2 separate regions of the Homo sapiens genome follow, and region 2 is linked to region 1. Evidence: read pairs that join two places in POLR2A ChIA-PET (ENCODE). Cell type or tissue: GM12878. All regions are shown on one strand. Links, peaks and the distances in the headings refer to the core of each region. The heading gives the core; the rest is flanking DNA. Region 1 overlaps TBC1D10C (TBC1 domain family member 10C). Region 2 has its middle 7.1 kb from the start of CDK2AP2.

Region 1 (2,905 bases), core at 318-2,817:
AGTCCTGCCGTGTTCCCCATCGAAGGGAGGGCACTTGGGAATGGACACTGCGGGACACACGCCTGTGTCGGAACCAGCCCTGTTGCCCTGGCGATGGCTCAGGTCCTGGGCACCCACGGGGGCTATTAGTGAGTGTGGGAGGGGGTTTCCATGGTGGCGGTCCCGAGGGGGCAGACGCAGGGCCCAGGGAGGGGTGAGGGCTGGCGGGACCTTTCTCCTTTGTCCGAGGCACACTAGGCCTTTGTTCTTGCCTGGATCCCTTTGACAGATGTGACTAGAACCATGGGTGCGGGGAGGACTTGGGTTAGAGTCCCCCATCCCAGCGAGTACTGAACCACCCTGGAGGGAGGGGAAGGAGGGCAGAAGAGGGGGTAGAGCCCCTGGACTCGCCATCCACTGGGGCGCCCTCCTCCTGCAGGTGCAAAAGCCACTCCTGTCCCCAGAGGCTGGGCAGGGCAACTTTCAATTGGCTCTTATTACTGTAAACACCTTCCCCAGCGGCCAGTGGGCAGCCTCGGTGTGTCCCCAGGGCAGGACCAGGAGAGGGCGGGGCTGGGAAGGGCAGATGAGGGAGGAGGGGAAGGGGCTGCCTGTCTGGGGTTGGGAGGAGGGCATTTGATCCAGCGCCATCCAAGGCATCTGTTCAAGAAGATTTTATTCCTGGTGCCCTCTGGGGTCCCTTGACTCAGCCAACCCCTTCCCTGACTCCTTTGGTGCTGGCTTTGGTACTTGTGAGGGCCTGGGCACCAGGACGGTTCCATGGGTCCTCACGTGCCCCACTCTGTGACCCTCCTCCATGCTAGTGCCTGACCCAGTATGTACCACGGAGGACCTCCTCCTTCCCCACTGCCTGGTCCTTGCCAGGAAGGAAGCCAAGTCCCCGAGTCCCAAGAGTAAAGTGCGGTGCCTATTTGCCGGGCCGGCATCAGCCATCAGGCAATTGAGACTGGGGGACACTAAGTCCATGGTCCTCTCAGAAGCGGGTGTCCAGGAAGGAGGTGGAGCCTCGTTGGGGCCTGGGGGGCCCCTCGATGGGGGGGCCCCGGGCCCGAGTCAGGAGCCCATGGAAAGTCTTGCCGCGGGTCTGGGGTTTCCGCCGCGGTGGTCTGGGCTCCTCCGGGGGCTGCACCACAATCCGAGGCACCTCAGGCTTGGCGCCTCGTCGCACTCCTGCCAGCTGCTGGGCCTCAAAGATGGCTTGGGCCCCGGCGAGGCGGACCTGTGGCCGGGGCGGGGGTCCCGGCGCGGAATCGGGCAGCTGGGCCAGCTGGGCCTTGATCTCCCGCTGCAGGTCCCGCTCTGACAGCACCACGCTGTGCACCTGTGGGGAGCAGTTGGTGCTGCGTTTGCCCGGCCTCAAGGCAGGAACAGGAAACTGTGAGGTCCCCAGCCCAGGAAGTGGCTGAGGACTGAGGGGCTGACAGCCTCACTGGGGAGCCACAGAAAGCCACTGGAGGCCTCAGGTTTTTGTGTTCTCTGAAGCTCAGGGGACAGGAACTAAGTCCCCATTCTCGCTTTGGCTTCCTGCTCTGGGACTCAGTTTCCCCCGTGCAGCAGGGGCTGGGCAAGTCCAAGGAGAGGTGGGGGTACCCACCTGTGACATGAAGGCCTCCTCCTGCAGCTGCGCGGGGGGGATGGCTCGAAGGGCTCCCAGTGTCTCCAGGAGGCCAGGGCAGGCCCCTCGCTGCTCTGCAGTGCCCAGCGCCAGGCGCACCAGTGTCAGCCCCACACGGAACAGTACTCTGGCACCTGCAGGCCGGGGGCTTATTCACTGGGAGGCCGGCCCTGCCCCTCCACAGTTCTGCACCCAAACCTGCCCTCAGCCATATGCCTCCCACTCTCCTGCAGCTCTGCCCTCCCCGGTTCAGGAACAATGACAGAGGGTGGAGTTGCATTTCGGGTAACACAGGCCGCTGTACTGGCCAAGTTAGCCTCAAGAGCCACAGATGCTTTGGGGAAGAGTTACTATCTTGTGAATTTGGTTACTGTCGCCTCCCATCCCCACCCCCGCCAAAATGAAGGTCTTGATCACTTGATGCTCAGATGCCATCCATATCTGGAGCCAGCAAGCACCCAGCAGGTGCCTGTGGGCTCCGGGGAGGAGCACCTCCTACCCTCCCTGAGCCAGTCAGGCCTCCATGTGCTATGATCACCCAGCTCCTACCCCAGGCAGCATCCGGGTGACAGGTGATGTGCCACCAGGCACAGGGCCATCACCTTCAGCACACCTGGTCCCATGACTCGAGGCTCCAAAAGGGAACCCTGGAGCTGGTGAGCTAGCTCCCTGTCCACACCCCAAGGCTCCAGTCCCCTCCAAGCCACCAGCTTCCTGCCAGGAGCCCAGGGCTACTGATGCCTTCACACCAAGCCCTCCCTGGGCCTCAGCTTGCTCATCTCCATGATGAAAGGTCAGGTGGAGCCCTTTAAGGGCCTTTCCAACTTGGATCTGTGACCCTCTGATTCTAGAAAGATCCTAGGCAGAACTGCTCTTCCCTAAGCCAGGAGCATAGCACTCAGTGCACACTCCCCACAGTGTGAGTTTGGGCTAGTCCTGGAGCCTCAAAATTCCTTCCTGGCAGCCTCTGATCTGAGAAGAGCCACCAGGGGACCAGCGAGGTTGAGTGATGATGGTAGGAACAATCACTATTCATACTATCGTCCTTCTGATAAAGGGAGCCTGTGTAGTGTTTGCCCCCAGGTGGGCAGGTCAGGCCCTGCCCAGCTCTGCCCAGCCCTGCTCTCGAGGTCTAAGGCTGGTTGGAAGGTGACCGCATGGATAGCGACTTGGACACCTGTGGCCAGAACTCTAAGTCAGCCAGTGGTCCTCCGCTGTGCGGAGGGCAGGAAGCCGGCTGAGCACACGACAGGCATTCAGTATGCACAGTATGCATATGCTGACTGATTT
Region 2 (2,905 bases), core at 208-2,707, 110 kb before region 1:
GAAGATGCCTGTCCCTGCTGCAGGGGCTGAGGGGTAGTGATGGCCATGAGGAAAAGGGAAATCAGAACCCTACTCAGGGTCAGCCTCCCACCACCTCCCCAGGCCTCAGCCTGGCAGGCTCTGCGGCTAGAGAACTGGGAGTGGCTGTGGGGTGGTCTGAATCAGGGCAGTGTGTCTGCTGGCAAAAGAAGTGCTCCCAGCTCCCCCAAATCTCACACACACTTCCCAACAGATAGCAACTGGAGCAGGGGATCCCTTAAGCCTGTGAGATCGAGGCTGCACTAGGCTGGGGAAGGAACAGTGGGCAGGGTTGAAACTATGGCAAGTCCAGAACCCCTGCCCCCGCTACAGGGGGCACCTGCTGCCCAACTCCTCCGATTCTTGCCAGAGCAGCCCCAAGCTATAAGATCTTCTGATTTAGGCCGGGTGCAGTGGCTCATGGCTGTAATCCCAGCACTTTGGGAGGCCGAGGCGGGTGAATCGCCTGAAGTCAGGATTTCGAGATCAGCCTGGCCAATATGGTGAAACCCCGACTCCACCAAAAATACAAACATTAGCCAGGCGTGGTGACAGGCTCCTGTAATCTCAGCTACTCGGGAGACTGAGACAGGAGAATTGCTTGAACTCGGGACACAGAGGTTTCAGTGAGCCAAGATTGTGTCAGTGAGCCAAGACTGTGTCACTGAACTCCCGCCTGGGCAACAGAGTGAGACTCCATCTCAAAATAAACAAACAAACAAACAAACAAAAGACCTATAGGTTTACAGAATGACTGTGAAGATAGCACAGAGGGTTTCCCAATACCCCACGCCCAGATTCCCCTATATATCAGTCAGGGTTCTCCAGAGAAACAGAACAATAGGATATCTTGGTAGATGATTGATGATTGATAGATAGATAGATAGATAGGTAGATAGATAGATAGGTAGATCGATCCATAGGGAGTCTTTCAATTGGCTTTGTGTCCCCATCTTTGTGTATGTTTGTTTATTTTTAGCACTTTTTATGCTTTGGCACTACAAGCTGCTCCAGGATCATCTTGTATATTTCCTGCCCCAGTCCTACTATCAGTCATTTCTCCGAGGAGCCCTGGTTCATTTTATTGGAGAATGGTATTAGACACCAAGATCTGGGGCGGGGCATGGTGCCTAATGCCTGTAATTCCTATACTTTGAGACGCCAAGGTGGGAGGATCACTTGAGTCCAGGAGTTCAAGACCAGCCTGGGCAACATAGTGAGACCCCATCTCTACAAAAAAATTTTAAAAATTAGCCAGGTGTAGTAGTGTGCGCCTGTAGTTCCAGCTACTTGGAAGGCTGAAGTGGGAAGATCACTTGTCCCTGGGTGTTCAAGGCTTCAGTGAACTAGGATAGCACCCAGTTCACCACACTGCAGCCTGGGCAACAGAGCAAAGCCCTGTCTCTCTAAAAAAACAAAAAAGTGGGGGCAGGGGCCGGGCACAGTGGCTCACACCTGTAATCCCAGGACTTTGGGAGGCCAAGGCAGGCAAATCATTTGAGGTCAGGAGCTCAAGACCAGCCTGACCAACATGGTGAAATCCCACCTCTACTAAAAATACAAAAAGAATCCCGGCGTGGTGGCGGGTGCCTATAATCCCAGCTATGCAGGAGGCACCATGCCCCACCCCAGAGCAGGAGAATGGCTTGAACCCGGGGGGCAGAGGTTGCAGTAAGCTGAAATCCCACCACTGCATTCCAGCCTGGGTGACAGAGAGAGACTTCATCTCAAAAAAAAAAAAAAGAAAGAAAAAAGAAAAGAAAAGGAAAAGAAACCAAGATCTGGGTGCTTGTTGCTAGTGGGTGTAGCAGGGAGGGGAAATTGTTTCCAGGTCTTCTCTGCTGATAACATGAGGAGATACGTGTGTGTGCATGCTATTCTGTGTATACAGACATTCATAAATATTCCTGTATGTAAGCAACTGAATCTCTATTAAGCTGTACATGAGTTCATCCTGATGCTTCCAACTCCAGCCCATTACCACATGGATCATTCTAGCCACCCCACTTGCTTATCTGTAACTTCTCATTCCAACAGTGACCCCCATCATCCATCCTCTGTTTACTTAATTGTTCAGTTCCAGCTACATGTGGAGTGATTTTGGAACTGTTAACCCATATTCCTGTGGGGTACAACTTTCTCAACGAGTGCGGTGCTTATGTGCAGTTCCTTTTGCCTTTAGTCTTACAGACTCCCTCATTTCTAGGTCAGCACCTTATTCCTTCAGCCCCTACAGTGAGGTTGTTGCACACATTTGTAATATAGCTAGTTTCTTTGGTTGCATTCTGCATTCCATCCTGGGATCCGCTGACCTCCAAGATGAATTTTTTTACATTTGCATACATTAAAGTTTACTCAGCCGGGAACCGTGGCTCACGCCTGTAATCTACTTTGGGAGGCCAAGGAAGGAGGATGGCATGAGCCCAGGAGTTGGATGCAGCAGTAAGCCATGATCACACTACCGCACTCCAGCCTGGGCAAAGAGCAAGACCCTGAATAAAAAATAAAAAATAAAAACACAGAAAGTTGGTCAGGAGTGTTGGCTCACGCCTGTAATCCCAGCACTTCGGAAGACCAAGGTGGGTGAATCACCTGAGGTCAGGAGTTCGAGACCAGCCTGGCCAACATGGTGAAACCCTATCTCTATTAAAAATACAAAAATTAGCTGGGCATGGTGGCGTGCAGTTGTAATTCCAGCTACTGGGGAGGCGGAGGCAGGAGAATCGCTTGAACCCGAGTGGCAGAAGTTGCAGTGAGCTGAGATTGTGCCACTGCACTCCTGCCTGGGTGACAGAGTGAGACTCCGTCTCAAAAAAAAACAAAAACAAAAACAAAAAGTTTCCTCATACAGAAGAGTTTCACTCCCCTATGCCTCACCTATTCAGTT

The links. Peaks named below come from ENCODE experiments on the same cell type or tissue, not always from the same donor. Only the 100,000 strongest peaks of a DNase experiment are listed, where the experiment ranks them.
Region 2: POLR2A ChIA-PET joins it to region 1 with 6 read pairs; 18 of 35 experiments call an interaction of 5 or more read pairs at or near these places.

The regions. Positions count from the first base shown.
Region 1 is chr11:67,407,823-67,410,727 of GRCh38, reverse strand. TBC1D10C (TBC1 domain family member 10C) reads right to left here. Exons shown (of 9, transcript NM_001369496.1): 8 at 1,595-1,749; 9 at 639-1,321. The coding sequence ends at 974. Among named protein-coding and RNA genes, the nearest start is that of TBC1D10C, 5.2 kb to the right of the region's middle. In GM12878, for the core only: no CTCF peak of the experiment used is centred there; a DNase peak (open chromatin) is centred at 1,399; H3K4me3 peaks cover 1,448 bases; H3K27ac peaks cover 2,425 bases.
Region 2 is chr11:67,513,761-67,516,665 of GRCh38, reverse strand. No RefSeq gene overlaps it. Among named protein-coding and RNA genes, the nearest start is that of CDK2AP2, 7.1 kb to the right of the region's middle. In GM12878, for the core only: no CTCF peak of the experiment used is centred there; no DNase peak of the experiment used is centred there.